Linked DNA regions of Homo sapiens: regions 2 and 3 are each linked to region 1. Evidence: read pairs that join two places in POLR2A ChIA-PET (ENCODE). Cell type or tissue: CD4-positive, alpha-beta T cell. All regions are shown on one strand. Each heading gives the region's core, and the rest is flanking DNA. Links, peaks and the distances in the headings are about the cores only.

Region 1 (10,990 bases), core at 3,599-8,598:
TATCGTAATATCAAAACCAAACAAAGACATTACAAGAAAAGAATACTGCAGACCAATATCTCTCATGAACATAGGTGTAAAGCTTCTCAACAAAATATTAGCAAATCTAATCCAAATGTAAAAAAGAATTATATACCATGACCAAGTGGGATTTATTCCAGGGATTTTATCATCCCAAGGCTGGTTAAACATTTGAAGATCAATTAATGTAATCATAACTTCAGCAGGTTAAAGAGCAAAATCCACATGATCATATCAACAGATGCAGAGAAAGCATTTGAAAAAATCCAACACAGATTCATGATAAAAACTCTCAGCAAAAAAGGAATAGAGGAGAACTTCCTTGACTTGTTAGAATATCTACAAAAAAGTACAACTAGCATACTAGTGAGAAACTAGAAGCTATCCCTTTAAAATCAGGGTCAAGGCAAGGATGTCTCCTTTCACCATTCCTTTTTAACCTTGTACTGTAAGTCCTAACCAACGCAGTAAGACAAGAAGAGTAAATAAAAGGTATACAGATTGGGAAGGAAGAAATAGAATGTCTTTTTTCACAAATGACATAATCATCTATGTAGAAAATCCAAAAGAATTGATAAAAACAATCTCCTGGAAGCAATAAGTAATTATAGCAAGGTTACAGGATATTAGGTTAATTTACAGAAGCCAATCATTTTCCTATATACCAACAAGGAACAATTAGAATTTCACATTAAAAACATACTATCATTTACATTAGCACTCACAAAAATGAGATATTTAGATTTATATCTGGCAAAGTATGAATAAAATTTGTACAAGAAAAGCTACCAAATCCTGATGAAATAACTCAGATAATTAAATAAGTGAAGACATATTTTACATTCATGGATAGGAAGAGTCAATATTGGCGAGATGTCAGTTCTTCTCAATTTAATCTATAGATTCATCTCAACCCTAATGAAAGCCCCAACAAGTTACTTAATGAATATTGACAAACTAATTCTAAAGTTTATATGGGAAAGCAAAAGAAATAATCATAATAGCCAATGCAATATTGAAAGAGGGAAACAAAGTCAGAGGACTGATGCTACCTAACTTTAAGACTTACTATAAAGATGCAATAATGAAGACTGTATTGCATTGGTGAACAAATAAACAAATAATTCAACAGAACAAAAGAGACAGCCCAGAAATAGACCCACACAATATAGTCAACTGATTTTTGACAAAGGGGCAAAGGCAATTCAATGGAAAAAAGATAGCCTTTTAAAGAAATGGTGCTGAAACAGCTGAATATCCACATGCAAACAAAAATAAAATTCTAAACACAGGTGTTATACCTTTCACAAAAATTAAATCAAAATGTGTCATAGACCTAATTGCCAAGTGCAAACTATAAAACTTCTAGAAGATAACATCGGAGAAAATCTAGACGACTTTGAATTTGATGATAAGTTTTTAGATAAAATACCAAAAACATAATTCATGAAAGAAACAATTGATAAGTTGAACTTCTATCTCATTCCAACATGTGCTGCTATAACAGAATACCTGAAATTGAGTAATTTATAAAGAACAGAGATTTATTTCTTACAGTTCAGGAGGCTGGGGAGTCCAGGGTAGAAGGGACTGCATCTGGCAAAGCCCTTCTTGCTGCATTATCCCGTAGAGGAAGGTAGAAGGGCAAGACAGCATGCACAAGAGAGAAGAGGCCTAACTCATTATTTTATTGGTAACCCACTCTCAAGATTACTAACCCACTCCCACAACAACGGTATTAATCACCTCTTGAAAGTTCCATCTCTCATTTGGGATTGATTTTCCAACACATGGACTCTGGGGAACACAATCAAATCATAGCAACTTTTTAAAATTTTTAAAAAATTCTTCTATGAAAGACACTATCAAGAAAATGAGAATGAAAAGACAAGTTACATTCTAGGAGAAAAAATTGCAAAAGGCTATCTGATAAAGGTCTGTTATCCAAAATACACGAATAACTCATAAAGATCAACCATAAGTAAATGAACAACCTGATTTTAAAATGGGCAAAATATTTAACAAGAACAACACCAAATACTGGAAGAATGTGAAGTAAAAGGAATTCTCATTTATTGCTGTTGGGAATGTAAAATGGTTCAGCCACTTTGGAAGACAGTTTGGCAATTTCTTACAAAACTAAACATGTTTTACCATACATCCAGCAATCATGCTCCTTGATATTTACTGGATGTATTGCTGGATGAATGGTAGGAGTATACTCAATTTTGTAAGAAATTGTCAAACTATCTTCAATTGTTATTTACCAAATAAATTGAAAACTTACATACGAACAAAATCCTGCATGCAGATGTGTATGATAGCAGGTTTATTCTTAATTGCCAAAACTTGAACTAAGATGTCTTTGGTGAATGTAGGTAAATATATAAATTAAGCTGTGGTACATCTATACAATGCAATAATATTTTGTATTTGGCTCTAAAAAGAAATGAGCTATCAAGCCTAAACAGATATAAAAGAAGCTTAAATGTATTTCACTAAGTGAAAGAAGCCCGTCCTTAAGGGTGACCTTGCCTAGACTGGTTTCCTGACTGCCTAGCAGAGCTAGTGAGTCACTGTATGTGTTTGTAGATTGTATCATACTCTTTTATTTATCTCCTTGAAGGTAGAACTTATTTATACTAGAATGGATTAATTCAAGTACTATATACTAAACAAATTTTGCTGCATAAACAGATGATAAAATGCACTGTGCAGAATTACAATGGGAGAATGAGAGCTTTGGACAGACTCCCTCCTACCTAAATCCATTCTCTTGTTCATGTTGATCTCAGATTTTTCTATTTTTCACTTGTATTTATCCTGCTTAGAAGCAGGTTAACTTGTGTCTAACTTGGGTATCCAATCACTGGTCCTGCTTCCCTAGATTCACATCTGGCCCTTGTGGTAACTATGGTACATACATACCACTCCTCCTACCAGGAGATGGAGTCTTGGTCTGCGCTTGCCTCATAACTTGCTTTGACCAAAAGAATGTAGTGAATTACTTCTAGATCTAGACCTTCAGAGGCATGGAAGCTTCACCTTCTTGAAAACCAGCTACCATCTAAGGAATCTCAGATCAAACTACTGAGTGACAAAAGGCCATGTGGAAAGAGAGGCCATAAGGAAATGTACCAAGGCACCTCTGCAGACATGTGAGAGTGGCTTAGGTGTTCCAGCCTCAAAGAGCTCCTAGCTGAATGTAGTCACATGAGTGATCCCAGAAAACCATGGGAGTCAGAACTGCCCAGCTGATTCCAACCAAACCCAGAATCACCTTTGTTTTGCTTCACAGAGTTTTGGAGTGGTTTTTTATGTAATGATAGATATCTGAAATAGTAGTATAGCATTAGGTATTTGAAGCCAAGCAATTTAATACAAGAATGTATTTTTATAAAATCATTGGAATGGCAAGATGAACCCCCGCTCAGGGGCCCCTACTGGACTACTGAGTCCACCTCATAATAACTGTGTTTCAGATGTCAGGAAGTGTCTGTGGCTGCTACCACAGTCACTGCCTCAACTGCCTCTTAAACCTGATGGCTGGTGACAGCACACTGAATTTTTGAGTTTGGACTTCAAAACTGCCTCTAAACATTCACATCCCTTCCTGCCTTGCTTCCCAGCTGGAGGGTGGCTAGCACTTCAGTGTGCCTTCCAAATCCACACAAGTGCTTCTATTTGGCAGACCTGACACCATACTCAGAATCCTAGATTCAGGAGAGCTTGAGAAATGTAGGGTTTTAGCTTTCCAACCTCACTACCCTAGGTCAGAAGGGCAGTGGGATGGATGATGAGGGAAACCTAGTATCCATTATCACTGTCATCAGACCCTAAATTTATTCAGTATAACACATAGAAATGACTTGAGATTTGGAGCCTGACAAATACAATTTCTCATCTTGGTTCTCCTGCTTACTAGATATGACCTTGGTCAAACCACTTAGTATAAACCTCATTTCCTCACCTGTAAAAATAGAAATACTCATAGCTAATTTGGAGGGTTCTTCAAGAACTCAACTCACCTTTTATAAAGACATTTTGGTAAAATGTCTAGTACATGGTAGGTATTCAATGATTAATAGCAGTTATTATTAATGGAAGAGAGGACAAGTGGACAAAAAACTAAAATACACAGACAGTATCTTATTATGTAGGAGAGCATCTAACAGATGTACACTGCTGAGTCTCCTGGTAAAAAACTGCTTGGGCTATACTTGCATGTGAATGGATCTAGGAGAAAACACCTCCTAAGGGAGATGGTTTCAGATCTGAATCTTGAAATATGAGAAGTGCCAGGGGAAAAAAATGAGACAAAAGGAAATATCAGATATTGGTGTCCCTCCCTGGTCCCATTCATGACCTTGTAGGTAGGATGATGACTCCAGCAGTTCTGTGCTGTATTTCTAGAACACTGCTATTAGCCTTTAACTTTCCTCCCCTTCATGTTTCTGGCTTCATGGTATACTGGGTTAAGCCCTAAACTAGTACATCTTGGTAGCATTTCTACCTTTGCCACAAAACAGCTTTGTCACTAACTAGTTGATCTAAGATATAGCACTTAGCTTTCGAGTTTTTACTTCCTTTCCTATAAAATGGAACAATAAAAACAAAGCAAAGCAACAACAACAACAAAATGGCTTAATTTCTCTGCCACTTCCGGCTTTTTTTTTTTTTTTTTTTTTTTGAGACGGAGTCTCACTGTGTGGGCCAGGCTGGAGTGGAGTGCAGTGGCGCCATCTCGGCTCACTGCAACCTCTGCATCCTTGGTTCAAGTGATTCTCCTGCATCAGCTTCCCAAGTAGCTGGGATTAGAGGCGCCTGTTACCATACCCGGCTAATTTTTTTTGTATTTTTAGTAGAGATAAATGGGATTTCACCATATTGGCCAGGCTGATCTCAAACTCCTGACCTCCAGTGATTCCCCCACTTCAGCCTCCCAAAGTGCTGGGAGTACAGGCATGAGCCACCGGGCTGGGCCCACTTCCAGCTTTGACAATCTCTGAAATGCTTTGATTCACTCATAGGCAAGCATAGCCCCAGCAGTTTTCAAAATCAGACTTAGCATCATACATCAGGCACTCTACCCCAGCCCAAAATGTGAATTCAACAAGAGAATATACATCCAACAACTGAATTAAAGCCAATTAAGTAGATTCACACACTAACTACTAGGTTTGACTTTCACAGGTAAATGTCATCCAACTGATCAAAATTGGTTGGATAAATATTGAAGCAAAGGCCAGGCACAGTCGCTCACGCCTATAATCCCAACACTTTGGGAGGCTAAGGCAGGTGGATCACCTGAGGTCAGGAGTTCGAGACCAGCCTGGCTGATATGATGAAACCCCATCACTATGAAAAATACAAAAATTAGCAGGCGTGGTAGCAGGTGCCTGTAATCCCAGCTACTAGGGAGGCTGAGGGAGGAAAATAGCTTGAACCCAGAAGGCAGAGGTTGCAGTGAGCCAAGATTGTCCCATTGCACTCAAGCCTGGGTGACAAGAGTGAAACTCCATTTAAAAAAAAAAATATATATATATATACACACACACACACACACACACACATATAGAAGAAAACAAAAGCAGAAAAGGGTAGTGCCAACCTGATGTCTGTATGGAATACATATACGTGTGTGTGTGTGTGTGTGTGTGTGTCTGTGTGTATTTTTTTCTTTTTTTTTCTGAGACGAGTCTTGCTCGGTAACCCAGGCTGGAGTACAATGGCGTGATCTCGGCTCACTTCAGCCTCCTCCCCCTGAGTTCAAGTGATTCTCCTGCCTCAGCCCCTTGAGTAGCTGGAACTAAAGGTGTGTGCCACCACCGGACTAATTTTTGTATTTTTAGTAGAGACGACGTTTCATCATATTGGCCAGGATGGTCTCGAATATTTTATTGAGCCTTGGGACTCATACTCAGGTGCTTTTAAGTAGCTCCAGTCTAAGCATTTCTGTAACAGCAAACAGGCTGTGTGGTAGTGTTAGGAAGGCCTCTTGTTAATGTCAGCTTGGAGCTTTGTGCACATGATGACACTAATAGCACCTTTTTAAAAACTACAAAAAGTACTTTGACTTTATTATGAATTTTTAGACTAGTTGCATGATAATGACTCTCTCATTGCTTTTAAGATTTCAATAAAAATAGCTATTTTACTTCTTTTTGTCCCTCTAGCAAATCAACAAATAAGGAGAAAGGGGACAATATTCATGATTAGCTCAGAACAGAAACACATTTTCAAGCCTACACATGAGAAACTGCTAAAAGATAAAGCTACAAAAAACCCTAATCTAGTTGTATTAATAAATTCTAATGATCATGGGGGGAAGAACAAAAACCCACTGGCTTTTATTTGAATAGACATCCCCAAGACCAGTCAATCTGCCATTTTTGCTTTGGGCTTCAGAAATGCTGCACAGTTTGCATTGCTTTCCTTCCTCTGCCTTACACCCTTTCAAAAACTGAGCTCTGGGCAATGCTGTGATATTTCTATTTCACTTCTTTTTACCACAGCAAGAGCAAAGGCAAGCAGAGTCCATGCACAGGAAATGGGTTAGTGCAAATACAAGTATACACAAAAACCACATGACTGGAAGGGAGCTGTGACAACTGAAAGATATTTTTTAAGAGAAACATTTCCTGGAAAAAAAAATGGTTTCTTTAAATCAATTATACATGTACATAAACAAACCCAAAATATGTTTTCTCCAACTGTCTTCAGCTCACTTGATCAGGGTATGAAATTAATGTTTTGAAAAACTTCAGAAGCCTTATAAACTTTGTAGCATTCATCTAAAACTTTGGAAGTGTTAATGTATTTCTTTCTGAGACTATTAGGAAAAATGCTTCCTCTATCTCTTTTAAAAGATAAACAATCACATTTGATAAGTATACATTTGGTATAACGTTCTCTGAATATGTAAGGAAAACAGCAAAATAATGCTATGACTTCTAATTATTGAGCAACGTGCAATATTAAAAACAACAAATCATATATGCATATATATTTGATGAAATACTTGTATCCAAAAAATACAAATTAAATTTAAAAAACCAGTAAGAAAAAGACTGACAATACAATTTAAAATGGGCACAGAATTTGAGATTGAGATTTTCTGTTTTTTTTTTTTCACTTTAAGTTCTAGGGTACATGTGCACAACATGAAGGTTTGTTACATATGTATACATGTGCCATGTTGGTATGCTGCACCTGTTAACTCATCCTTTACATTAGGTATATCCCCTAATGCTATCCCTCCCCCATCTCCCCACCCCCCAGCAGGCCCCAGTGTGTGATGTTCTGTACCCTGTGTCCATGTGTTCTCATTGTTCAATTCCCACCCATGAGTGAGAACATGTGGTGTTTGGCTTTCTGTCCTTGCGATAGTTTGCTCAGAATGATGGTTTCCAGCTTCATCCATGTCCCTATAAAGGACATGAACTCATCCTTTTTTATGGCTGCATAGTATTCCATGGTGTATATGTGCCACATTTTCTTAATCCAGTCTATCATTGATGGACATTTGGGTTGGTTCCAAGTCTTTGCTATTTGGAATAGTGCCACAATAAACATACGTGTGCATGTGTCTTTATAGCAGCATGATTTATTCTGTTTTCTTTTAATTTGGCTTTTTGTATTAGACTTTCTTTTTTACTAATTTGCTCATTTTTTATATTTTTCTTGTCCGTTAGTAAGAGATCTTTATATAATAGAGATATTGGCTTTTCTTGTTTATTTGTATTACAAACATGTACTAAATTATGTCATTTATATACTGGCATTTTATTAATATTGCCATAATGAAGATTTAAGATTTTATGTATTTAAATAGTACTATATTTTCTTCTATAGCATCTGATATTCCTCTCTTGGTTAAGAAAATAGCTTATTAATGAAAAAAATAAACAGTACAAAGTCAAACTAATAAAACAACTACAAGTTCCTTGAGGAGACTACTACAGTAGATAATCCCTCTTGAGAACCCAATTAAGGAAAAAAGGAGGAAGTAAAAATATTCGAGATTAAGAATGAGAAAAGCGATTAGCCACTAATTGAGGAAGGATTTTAAAATCTAAAAACTTTCTGCACAGCAAAGGAAACAATCAACAGAGTGAAAACACAACCTACAGATTGGGAGAAAATGTTCTCAAACCAACAGAGGGCTAAATCCAGAATATACAAGGCATTCAAACATTTCTACAACAAAAAACAAATAATCTGACTTAAAACATGGGCAAATGATCTGAACAGACATTTCTCAAAAGAAGACATACGTATGGTCAAAAAATATATGAAAGAATACTTAACTCCACTAATTATCAGGGAAATGCAAATCAAAACCACGATGAGGTATCATCTCACTCCAATTAGTATGGTTATTATCAAAAAGACAAAAAAATAACAAATGCTGGCAAGGATGTGGAGAAAAGTGAACTCTTATACATTGTTGTTTAAGAATGTAAAGTAATAAAGCCCTGTGAAGAAGAGTATAAAAGCTCCTCAAAAACTACAAATAGAACTACCGTATGATCCAGCAATCCTACTACTAGGCATTTATCCAAAGGAAAGGAAATCATTATATGAAAAGCATTTGTACCCCCATGTTTATTGCAACACTGTTCACAATAGCCAAGATACGGAATCAACCCAGGTGTCTGACAACAGATGAATGGATAAAGAAAAAGTGCTATATATACACCATAGAATACTATTCGGCCATACAAAGAATAAAATCCTGTCATTCAAGGTAACATGGATGGAACTAGAAGATATTATGTTAACTGAAATAAGCCAGGAACAGAAAATTAAACCACTCATGTTCTCACTCATATGTGGTAGCTTAAAAGAGTTGATCTCATTAGAACAAAAAATGCTAGAGGCTAGGAAGGGTAGGGAGAAGGAGAGAAAGGGAGTCATTTGTTAAAGGATAGAAAATTACAGCTAGATAAAAGGAATAAGTTCTAGTGTTTCATAACACTGTAGAATGACTATAGTTAACAATAATGTTACTATACAGTTTCAAATAGCTAGAAAGAGAATATTGATTATTCTTAACACAAAGAAATGGCAAATGTTTGAGACAATGAATATGCTAATCACCCTGATCTGATCACAGTGCATTGTATAATTGTTATGTGCAAATTTAAAAAAAATAATTTTTTTAAAGTATGTATTTTAAAAGGCTTCAGATAAAAAGCAACAAATTAGGCTTGGCACGGTGGCTCACGCCTGTAATCCTAGCACTTTGGGAGGCTGAGGTGGGCAGATCACGAGGTCAGGAGTTTGAGACAAGCCTGGCCAATATGGCAAAACCGTGTCTCTACTAAAAATACAAAAATTAGCTGGGCATGATGGCGCGCACCTGTAATCTCAGCTACTCAGGAGGCTGAGGCAGGAGAATCGCTTGAACCTGGGAGGCGGAGGTTGCAGTGAGCCGAGTTCGCGTCAGTGCACTCCAGCCTGGGCAACAGAGCGAGACTCTATCTCAAAAAAACAACAACAACAAAAAATTAAATGTTAGCAAAAGATAACAAAACTTGGAATAACTGGCTTGGTCTCTTCGAAAAGTCAAAGTCATTATCAAAAATGGGAGGAGAATGGTTTCAAATTAAAGTCTTAAGAGACATGACAACCAAAGCAATGCATCTTCAAGATTAAATTTGAGATTGATCAAATCAGCTGAGAAAAAGTTATTTGGGGGACAATTGGAGAAATTCAAATATGACCTGGATGACAAAAAAAATGAAGGAATTGTTGTTGAATTCAATGTGTTAAATAATATTGCAGTTATGTAGGAGAATATTCTTACTTTTTGGAGATAAATGCTGAGCTATGTAGAGATGAAAGGTCATGATTTCTCCAATTTAAAATAGTTTAATATACCTGGAGGATTTATGAGTATTCATTGTGTTCTTTGTAATACTTTTTAGCCATGTTTAAAATATTTATAATAAAATTTTAAAGAATACATAACAGAAGGGAACACATATCATTCAGTGTTACATGCAATTCTAAGGCAAACATTTCTAAAATCTAGAAAAATGGGATGATATTATTAGTAAAATATAAATTATTAAGAAATAAAAGATGTGAAAAATCTTGAATAGACCAATTACCATACAAGGGATTTGAAAATGATTATAGATCTCCTATTAAAAAATGTACCAAAACCAGATGGTTCCACAGCTGGATTGTATCCAACCATTGGAGAACGAATAAGCCCAATGTTATTTAAATTGCTGTAGACCATGGAAAGAGGCAGAAAGCTCTCCAATTTAATTAAGGAAGCCAGAAAAATCTCCCTGGCAAAATGTCACATTAGTTCCAAAAATAAAAAAGGTAGACCAATGTCACTCATATGTGTAGATGCAAAATTCTCAATGAAATATTAGACAACAGATTTATTTTTATGTTGCTCTCTTTAAGAAACAAAAGAAATAATTATGATAGAACTTTTTTACATATCAAGTTCTATTTCTGTGAGACTAGTAGATATCAGGAGTAATCACCACACTGGAAAAATGGAGGAGAACATTAAAATGTCTGGAAAAATAAAGTAAGTACAAGGGTTTAATTATGCACGTAAGAAATAAAAATGTTCCCATCTAATATTTACTAATCTTTTCCTTCTTCATATGGAGCCAAAATCTGCCTCTGAGTAACTTTTACAGATGGAGGAAAAAAAGATCCTGGGACATTAATTCCCTTAGGCTAGACTACAAATAAAAGCCAAAGTAGGATAGAGAACCTAGAGACTGGTTGCCAGTTAAAAATAGTCATTCTTTTCTTTCAATCATGTACCTCTGTTTGCACTATGCCCCAAGGATTCTGGTGGACTAATAGTGATAGAATGCCACACTGCATGCGTATTGGCACGATATACAGCCTGGCAGTGTTTCAGATTCAAATCATATTACTTTAAGTGTAATTTTCTCCCAAGAAGTGATCTGTCTTCTAAACACAGTAA
Region 2 (5,000 bases), core at 1-5,000, 67 kb after region 1:
AGGGAGCCCATTACGTTTCTGTATTCTAAATATATGCTTTGACAGCCAATTTAGGCAGTTAAGTCACTGCTGCCAGTGAACACTTCACACAGTAAACACAGCACCTTAAAAAAATTCGTTTATCAAATTCATTAAAGACTGGTTTCAATTCCTACCAAAATGCAATTTAAATCATCACCTTAAAACAATCTGCTCAATTGTTAGCTGGTTTCTGAAACTGTCATCCAAGAAAAAGTCACAGACTTTCCTGTGAGGGACAGACCAGCTCTCAAAGGGAATTTTCCAGGGTTGCCTCACTACCGCCTGCCACATGCCAGTTCTAATTCTGATTCTGCCACTTACTAGCTGTGATTCTCTGAGGGAATCACTTAATTTCTCTGTGCCTCAGTTTCCTCAACAGTAAAACAGGGATGATCACAGCACTGCCTCATAGAGGGAGGTGTACATGTATCCCGATGCATAAATATTCATTAGCACTGTGCCTGGCACATGGCGAGTGCTATAAGGGCTTGCTTTCTTAGGGGTATCATCATCATGATTATTATTCATTGAGCATGTACTCCAAGGTGGGTGCTGGATATATAGCAAACAAGGTAAGCACAATCCTGTGTCTTACAGAGAGGGAAGACAATTTAAAATCTAAATCAATCAGGATGTAATTACAGGGGTGTGTTAGAAAGGAAACCTACAGGGTACCGTGATAAGGACTGAGGTTCAGGGCTGTGAAGCAATGCCCGTTAGGGGAGGCTTTTCCAGGGCAGTATCACCTTTAAGCTGATCCTGGAAGCTGAGAGGGAAGAGACCAAGCCTCTGTTATCACCCTAGCAGAGGCAGCATCACGCTTGTTCACTGAATAATTATGGGCCAGGCTCTATGTTGGTCTTTGCAGTTAATCTCTTCCCACCAATATCCTGAAAGTGTAAAGGATGATCTCCATTTTACCGCAGATACTATTGAGGCTTAGAGAGGTTAGGTGACTCGTATGAGTCAGGCTGACTCTGAAGCTCGCTGTGAGCTTTTCTACTGTGCTCTGCTGGCCACCTCTTCCACCAGGCTGTCATTTGGACAAGCATCAAATTAGACTTGAACCAGGATGCTCAGTCCATATTGACTGTAGGTTCTGTCAGTCTCACTGTAAATTAACCCAAACTAAGAGAGGTCTACTTAGTTTGGGGAGCTAGAATACTCTGCCTTCTGGCCCTGGGATCAGGGAGAGAAGGAACATTTGAATCCTCTCCTTCACTTGGTCAGACTGACCTGTGGACAAGCTGTTAGGTTGACTGGTGCACCAACTGCAGTCTTCATTTCCAGATATGTAAGCCAGTCTGGCAGGCCAACTAGATATACACCCCATCCCCACTGGCCAAAGCCAAAATAGTGAGGGGTTCCACTGAGGTGCTGACACCTATGCTAGGTATTCTGGAAGTATTTGCCCTTCTTGGGGTATTTGGTGACAGGTGCTCTAGTGTTTTATCTGTGCTGAGAACAGGGTCCAAGGGCAGTTATCCAGTTACTTTCTCACATTCAGCCCCTACTTTCTAGAGCTTGGAGCCCCTTTTGGGCCCTGTTGTGAGCAATGGCTGCCATCTGCTGTATCCTCTTGCTGTGCCTGTAAATTGTTCCTAAATACTTCATTTTTAGTTATTAATCAATGTGATCAAATTCACTTTTCATTCTTCAGAGATGCTCAAAAATTCTCTTTGCTGAAAAAGTTTCCCACCTTTTCTCATTTTGTTGTAATCAATATATTGCCTTTATACTGCTTTGTTGTCATTTCACTTGGATTTGGGGAAAGAGATAGCTAAAAAAATGTACTCCACGCACCACCTTGAGCTAGAAGTCAGGGCCTCCAGACTCCAAATGCGGAAACCATGTTCTGCTGGCCAGAGGGCAGGCAGGTGCAGCAAAAAGATACTTCAAAGGTGACTCCTGAACATTTGTGTTTTGGAAGCAGGGAGGAAGGCGGGGGTTAATTCAACCTGGGGGAATTAAGAGCCTTTCTCCGAGGAGGTGATGATTCCCTTGAGGCTTCACTGTTAGAATATGGTTTTCCCAGGCAAGGTCCTTGTATTGGCCTGCTAGGGTACTAGGGCTGCTCTAGCAAAACACCACAGACTAGGTGGTTTAAACAATAGAAACTCATCTTCTCACAGCTTTAGAGGCTGGAAGTTGAAGATCAAGGTGCTCTTAGGGTTGTTTTCTGGTGAAGACTCTCTTCCTATCTTGCAAATAGCACCTTCTCACTGTGGCTTCATATGGCCTTTCCCTTGTGCACACATGAAGACAGAGAGAGAGAGAGAGAGAGCTGGTGTTTATTCCTCTTCTTATAAGGACATTAGTTCTAGAGGATGAAGGCCCCACCCTTATGACCTCATGAAACCTTATTACTTTCTTAGAAGCTCTATCTCAAAACAGAGTCACATTGGCGCTCAGGGTTCCAACATATGAATTTTGGGGGGACATAATTCTACCCTTAAACTCTTAGCCTTTCCATAAATTTATCTTTATAAATAAGTTCTGATCATGACCTTATTAGGATCCTGAAATGGACCCACCAGAAACTCACAGTGTGTGAAGCAATGAAACCAAGCTGCATAGCATCAGGGATATCCAAAAAGCCCTTGAGGCTGATTTTGTTAGGCTTCATTTCTCAATTTTTTATTTCTCAAATATTTTATCTAAGCTCATCTTTGTTTTTACAAGACAAGCATCTGTTAGCAGCAGTAGTTTTCCGTGTACTTGATGCCTTATAGAGGATAGCAGAAAACCTCTCCCCATCCAAGGTCAGCATTATGTGTCAGAAGACTCAGATGCACCAGGTCTTTTGGGGAGGAGAAGAATGTGGGCTTCACCTCCATCATGCCAAAGCACAGTCCAATTTGACACGGTCAAAACAGACGTAGGTATTTTGCAATAGATTAGATATATAGATTTAGACACACGGCTCTTACATAATTTAACAAAGCTGGGAAGGTCCAACACTTTCAATGGACATTATTTATTTAAATTAAATGTGTATTTCCTTGCCCATTGTAAAAAGGTCTTTGGACATATTATCCCAGTGGTGGATATATCAACATGTACAGCCAAATCATTCTTAGGCCAAAAGATTTTAGAAAAGTGCTCTGAAAACTAAATTCATTAGTCAAGATTTGTTGAAGAAGGATGGGCAGTCTACAGCTGGGTAGGTGGACCCCTGAGGCAGAGTCCAGTATCCTCCTAGGATTCAGTACGATTTTGGTGGTTTTTGTTAGTCCCTTCATTCGTTTTTCTCTTTTTTTTTTTCCTCCTTAACCTCCTTTTACTCTCTTGAAATGCCTTACTTTTTCTTCCTACATGTCTTTCTCCCTGGTCAATAAGATGTTAAAAACATCTCCCTCCATCCTTCCTTCCATTTCCTATGAGCATTAAGGCTACTACAGTCTACACAACACGGCTATCTCTGCTTTGAAACAAGAACATTTTTTATTGTACACAAATTTAAGATTTCATAAGTGCTGAATAAATTTTTATATATGAAATAACATACAATAATATGATATAATATAATATATAATTAATGACCCAGGATGAAATCTAGCTTCCAACACTTCTTTGGAAAATTTAGCCTTACGAATTGTTAGTGACATTATTTCCTAATCTAAGACAATTACTTTAAAAATCTTGTTTCTAGCATTTTAGGTTTAATAAATACCTTATTGAATCATAAGATAAGACCCTACTAGGGGAAGAAGGCAGACAAGAGAGTGAACAAGAATCTCCAAAGGTCATTTATTAGTAAGGCCGTGCACATTTGATGTTTGGAGGCCAAATTAATGATTCATCTTATTAATAGTTCAAATAAAAATAGCAGACACCTGCTGAAGAGTTTATACCTAATCTTAAAATATTTCCTGCTTATCAAAAATTAGCCAGGTGTGGTGGTGCACACCTATAGTCCTAGCCACTCAGGAGGCTGAGGCACGAGAATCACTTGAACCTGGGAGGCCGAGGTTGCAGTGAGCCAAGATCCTGCCACTGTACTCCAGCCTGGGCGATAGAGCGAAACTCAACCTCAAAAAAAAAAAAAAAAAAAGTTTCCTGTGTGTCATATGACAGAAACATGGCCTCTGGGTAGGTTTCTGTGTCTCCCACAACCCAACCCAATCTCTAGCTTAATTTGCTATGTAAAACATAGAGCTCAGAACCCAAACCCTTTCTTGCAACTTTCCTACATGTTTGGAATCTTTCATGAGAAAATGTTGGAGAACATACTCAACTCTTCTTTCCTGCGTTTCATCTTTTTTATTTCTTGTCCACTGGATAATGGTTGTGTGTATTGAATTCCAAAGAAACTAATCCTTGGACATTCCTTTAGCTTGATAACAGAGGCTAACAGAGAGAGGAGACAGAATGAGAGAGAGAATATTCAGAGCCTGTCAGCAGCCCGTCAATAATAGGGGTGAATTCCTCAGAGGCAGAGGGGATCGATAAAGGCGGGACTGTAATAGCTAGAAAGCATCTCATTTGTCTCCCTAAAGACTTTGGCATCTGCCAAAACATCTGATTCCAAAAGCCACCGCAGAGGTCAGCCAGATTTAGAGAGAGATGGTTAGAGAGGAGTTTAGGATGTGAAGTGCATCGTGCCTGCCAAGCCCATGGTGGATAGCGGAGGGATCTGTCTTCTCTCTCCAGTTTCTAACTGGGGCTGGTTTACTATTTAAGCGTTTCCAGCTAGCAGCTTGCTGCCTGCAAACTACGCAGCCATGAGCAGATGATCACAACCTACGGAAGTGATTGGAGAGAGATATGTCCTGGGGGATGGGAGTAAGTGGGTGGGGGTGGGCACTGCCATACAGGGAGCCCAGAGGAACTGTCCTATTTGAAAAGACACATTCACAAACAGAGGAGCCCACTCTGCCCTTTGTCTCAAGTGGACACCATTAGATATAGATATTCAATACACACAAGCCAGACAGGCTAAGTCGTAGCCTCTCTTCAGTAAATGCCCTAGTTGTTTA
Region 3 (5,000 bases), core at 1-5,000, 100 kb after region 1:
AAACTAGATTAAATACATATGGGTGCCCTTATGAGAGGTATCCAATTCTTGTTTCTCTGCTATTTCAGTTCTTCTTGTTTACCTAGTGAGGTGCAGAACACATACCCAGAGGTTAATTTGCCCTTTAATTGGGGACCTTAACTACTGGACTTCAAAATGTCAAGAATTTACTGCAGTGTGCACAACTAAATAAAGGAAATTCAACAATTAGTTATCTGCAAAACACAAAGTTCTTGATTGCAAACCCAAGACCCTACCATTATTCTCCAATTTCCACAATGCAAGGCATTAAACACTTAAATCAAAGTATTGTATTAGCTTTATCTCCTGGTGGAGGCCTTAAAAGACACAAATGCATTACGGTGCCATTAAATAAGTGGTTTGTGGAGTCGACTGGGTTACAGGGATTGTACCTAGGCTAACAATCTGATCCACTAGCAATAAATTGTTGGTCTAGATATCTGGTTGCCTTCACACTCAGCAATTGGCATTTACATGACAATTAGTTTCCTTCTCAAAATTGCTTAGGTAATAATGCTTTATTGCCTTCCATTTATAAAGACAAATCCTTCTGCAGTAAAAAGACAGCCACAAGAATAAAGCATATGTAATGGTGGTATTCCATAAATTGACCAATTTTTCCATTAGAGCTTTACAGATTTGAAAGACCTTAGTCTCCCCACAAAACTTACATACAATGTGCTTTTCAGGGTAATTATTAAACAGTGAGTGACATTCATATTGAAAGCAAGGTAATGAGTAGTTTGAATGGCTACAGGAGGGCAATTTTAGGTGCTTGTTTTATTTTAAAGGAAATAACATTGGTCTGTAGTTAATTTTGCCAGTAGTGGGAAGCTGGAGTAGGCTCCAAGCCAGCAAGCAGACAGGATACCTCTGTCTCTAGGGAAAATGCAATTGGAAAACAGTCCCTATAAGATAAAAAGATAACTGCATTGATTCAGATCTCCTCAGCCTCATCTTCTTGGAGGCTGTATTTGTGTGTCTTCACCTGATCATTTGTGGAAGAAATCTGCTTCAGCTCGGAATGCTTTTCATTTTCTTTAAAAGGTAGAGGAAAAATAGTATAATGAAAAATATATTGCTTTGGAGTTGATTACTTTTTAATAGGAAAAGAACACTGTATTCTAGGTGAGAATTAGCTGCATGCCTTTGTAAAGAGCAGTATCAATCCAGGCATATATATTTGTATGAAACATGTTTAGAAATGCTATGAGCTAGCTGTGGTATTTTTGTTGTTGTCATTGTCATTATTGTTATGCCCTGGCTTCTGAGGATGGAGGCAAGGGCATGTGAGTTAGAGTTTTGTCTCCATAAGAATAAATGTTTGTCCCTTAGAGATTTCCCATTTTCAACAGCAGAGCAGGCTGAAGCTGGAAATATTAAAATACACATGACTTCTCGAAGACAGTTGGATGCCTTTAGCAAAAAAAAATCAAAAACTTCAAAAAGGGTGATTAACTAAATGCCCAACAGGAAATTCAGAAAATAATAAACCCTAAAATCAATGTATTTTATTTTCTAAATATCACACTAAGATACTTATTGGTAAGATATATACATATCTCTGGACTATAATTTTTTTCTGGAAATGGATATCTCTGACCAGTGATGAAGTCCACTATTGAAAAAGTATAACTCCTTCACTGTTTGCTGTTAGATTCTAAGATGGGCTCTGTAAACTCTGTAAGAAATGAATTTCTTACCTACCCAAACCCCTCTCCCATCAAATTCTGATTTGATGAGAATTCTCTAAATGAGAATTTTCACCTTCTAACCTATTGAAATTCAGTACTGTGAACAAATATTACAACTTTATACCTGTCTGAAAGGCTATAATTGGAGTACTATGTTATTTTAATGCAATCAAGATAATTTTATGCCTATATACCTGTACAGACATACACAGCAAATGCACAACATCTACCCCACACACACAATAAGCATGCATCACACACACACACACACTCTGCACACACAGACTCCCACATGCACCACACACCCACAAACTGCAGTCTCTGTTATTGTTGGCTCATCTACATTCTCACTCATGTGCACAGCACCCTTTATTTTCCAAGAAATTTCTAAATACTGTATACGATTAGATTGGCACAAAGGTAGTTGTGGGTTTTGCCATCATTTTTAGTAGCGCCATTTTAAAAAACCACTATTTTAAAAATAATCGCAAAAACCGCAGTTACCTTTGCCCCAACCTATATTTCACAGACATTGTCCACTTTGAAAACTGTACGTTTAGAAATACGAGGTTTTGTCGTGTTCATTTAAACTCCCCCAGACAAGTCTACTCTCATTGGTAACTTGGAGCTGCTCAGTTGGGTTGACCTTTCTAGCAGGAAGCAGTGAGCCTGAGTACCACTAACTTTAAGAGCTCTTCTGCAGGGCTGAGGCTCAGGAGAGACCACAGTGAAGGAGGAAGTAGATACTTGCTGCTTTACTTCCTTTAAGCAGGGTGTACACTGGTTGAGCTGAGCCTGCAGATGCACCATGGACCAGTCTTGTTTTTCCTATGACAGAAAGGCTGTGCAGCAAACTAACCTGCAGGCAAATGGGGAAATCTACTGGAAATGGAAGAGAAAAAAATAAAATGAATTATCCAAGCATTCTGCGATAATGAAGAAGTAATCAATGGCAAATGCCAAAAAGCTCAACAGGTTAAAAAACTTGGAATAAAGATAAAATGTAATAAGGAAGTAATAACTGAAGTGGGAAGAAATGAATAGGAGGTGCCTTACCAATTGCTCAATTTAGGACTTGTGAATCCTGTCATCATGTACATGTGTCTAAATCTTAAGCACTATGTTTCTGTTACTCTAAATTCCTAATGGTACTTTTGGGGCCATTTTAATGGAATGGATTCAAATGCATTGTCAATGAAAGCCAGGTTTCTGCCCCCCGGTTGCTTAGATTCAGTGATGATGCCATTTCCGGATTGGATAGCCTATCTAACTGAAAATAGTTAGAATTGAGCATGTTAAAACATAACATAGGCCGGGCGCGGTGGCTCACGCCTGTAATCCCAGCACTTTGGGAGGCCGAGGCGGGCAGATCACGAGGTCAGGAGATCGAGACCATCCCGGCTAAAACGGTGAAACCCCGTCTCTACTAAAAATACAAAAAATTAGCCGGGCGTAGTGGCGGGCGCCTGTAGTCCCAGCTACTTGGGAGGCTGAGGCAGGAGAATGGCGTGAACCCGGGAGGCGGAGCTTGCAGTGAGCCGAGATCCCGCCACTGCACTCCAGCCTGGGCGACAGAGCAAGACTCCGTCTCAAAAAAAAAAAAAAAAAATAACATAATTGAGCATTTAAAAAGGACTTTCACATAGTATATTGACTTTGTTTGCTGCCTTTCCTCCACCATTATTTTTCTTCCTTTCTTCCAACTTTGTTGAGCTCTCCTGTGCCATTCGACTTCTCACCTTTATTTCGACTTCTCACCTGTATTTCACTGCCAGTATTTTCCAGTAAATGATCTAGAAGCCAATTTTCCATTTCCTCCCACTCATTTCTTAGTCCCATTGCAACCTGGATCTCAGTGGTCAGTGGAAACCACAACCAAAGGCCAAGTGTCTTTCTCATCTACACCTTCTTCTCAGTACATCCTTGATGTTAAAATTAAAACACACGCATACAAAATTCGAGAATAAGACGTAGTAGACTGTATTTTAAAGACGTCCCCTCCAGACTGCCTGATTATTCAAACATGAATTTTCGTACAGCTGTGAAGGGACTTTGCAGTCATAAATTAAGGTTGATCATCAGGTGGCCTTAAAGTAGAGAAATGATTCCAGATTGTCCTGGCCTGATCACATGAGGCCCTGAAAGCCAAGGCTTTTTTCCCTGGCTACAGCAGAGAGATACAGAAGAAGAGATATGTTAGGAAGATGAGGCAAAAGGAGAAGTTAGATTCAAAGTGTGAGTGATTCAGCTGGCTATTTCTGGTTTAGAAAGGGTCCTTGAGTCAGGGGATGTGGGTGGCCTCTGAAAGCTAAGAATAACCCCTGGCTGACAGACAGCAAAGAAATGGCCACCTCAGTCCTACAACTGTAAGGAATAAATTTTGCCAACAACCTTGCATGTGCCTGAAGACAGCTTCTCCCCTGGAGCCTCCAGAAAGAGATACCACCCTGTTGACACTTAGGTTTAAGTCTTGTGGTTCTCCAAGCAGAGAGTCAGCTGAGCCGCACTGAATGCAGATTTCTGACCCATGAAAACAGATCATAAATGGAGGTTGATGTAAGCCACTAAATGTGTGGCAGTTTGTTACAGTGGCAATAGAAAACTAATACAGATTGCCAGAACTTTTTCTTAGGTTTCTGACATTTTAGCATTCAAATTCCCATGTCTCTAAATCATGGTTAAGTGTCCCATCTTACTTAATTTCCAAACATCTAGCCTCTTCTCTACTGAAAATGGCAAACTTACTTTCTGACTGGACACCATGGGACCAGACTTTGAATTCTTATATAAGAATATGTGAGACTGTGCGTTTTGTATGTACATATATGCATGCATATATATGTATATACATAAATACATACTTACATAAGAAATGACAAATACCCATTATGTTCAATAATAATAGTTTATGTATATACACAGATAGGAATCTTAGCCATTATACATACACATATATATATTTTGTTCACAACTCCAGGGACTCACATATATTGTTTCACAGCAACCCTATAAGCTATAAACTAATTGCTCTATTCTTACATATAAAAGTTAGGCAGAGATAAGTCAAATACCTTGCTGGACGTTATCTAATAGACAGCTGAAGATTTAAGCACAAGTATGTCTAGATCCAAAACTGCAAGGTCCTTAGTTTTCAGCCTGTCTATCTCTCACACTGAATCTTTTTAGACATTGCCAGGCCCTACATCCATCTCTGTTCAGATGCCATGCAGCACCTTCCTTAACCTCACCTGTCCAGGACATTGAGGCTCTGTAATGGCTCCGTAA

What was found. ChIA-PET counts read pairs that join two places held together with the same protein. Peaks named below come from ENCODE experiments on the same cell type or tissue, not always from the same donor. Only the 100,000 strongest peaks of a DNase experiment are listed, where the experiment ranks them.
Region 2: POLR2A ChIA-PET joins it to region 1 with 6 read pairs; 5 of 35 experiments call an interaction of 5 or more read pairs at or near these places.
Region 3: POLR2A ChIA-PET joins it to region 1 with 6 read pairs; 8 of 35 experiments call an interaction of 5 or more read pairs at or near these places.

What each region holds. Positions count from the first base shown.
Region 1 is chr2:225,048,462-225,059,451 of GRCh38, reverse strand. No RefSeq gene overlaps it. Among named protein-coding and RNA genes, the nearest start is that of DOCK10, 11 kb to the right of the region's middle. In CD4-positive, alpha-beta T cell, for the core only: no CTCF peak of the experiment used is centred there; a DNase peak (open chromatin) is centred at 6,561; H3K27ac peaks cover 2,902 bases.
Region 2 is chr2:224,983,916-224,988,915 of GRCh38, reverse strand. The region is part of intron 1 of DOCK10 (dedicator of cytokinesis 10); the gene reads left to right. Among named protein-coding and RNA genes, the nearest start is that of MIR4439, 24 kb to the left of the region's middle. In CD4-positive, alpha-beta T cell, for the core only: no CTCF peak of the experiment used is centred there; DNase peaks (open chromatin) are centred at 2,255 and 4,095; H3K4me3 peaks cover 78 bases; H3K27ac peaks cover 3,192 bases.
Region 3 is chr2:224,950,917-224,955,916 of GRCh38, reverse strand. The region is part of intron 1 of DOCK10 (dedicator of cytokinesis 10); the gene reads left to right. Among named protein-coding and RNA genes, the nearest start is that of MIR4439, 57 kb to the left of the region's middle. RefSeq lists a silencer at 2,396-2,445. In CD4-positive, alpha-beta T cell, for the core only: no CTCF peak of the experiment used is centred there; a DNase peak (open chromatin) is centred at 2,436; H3K27ac peaks cover 1,616 bases.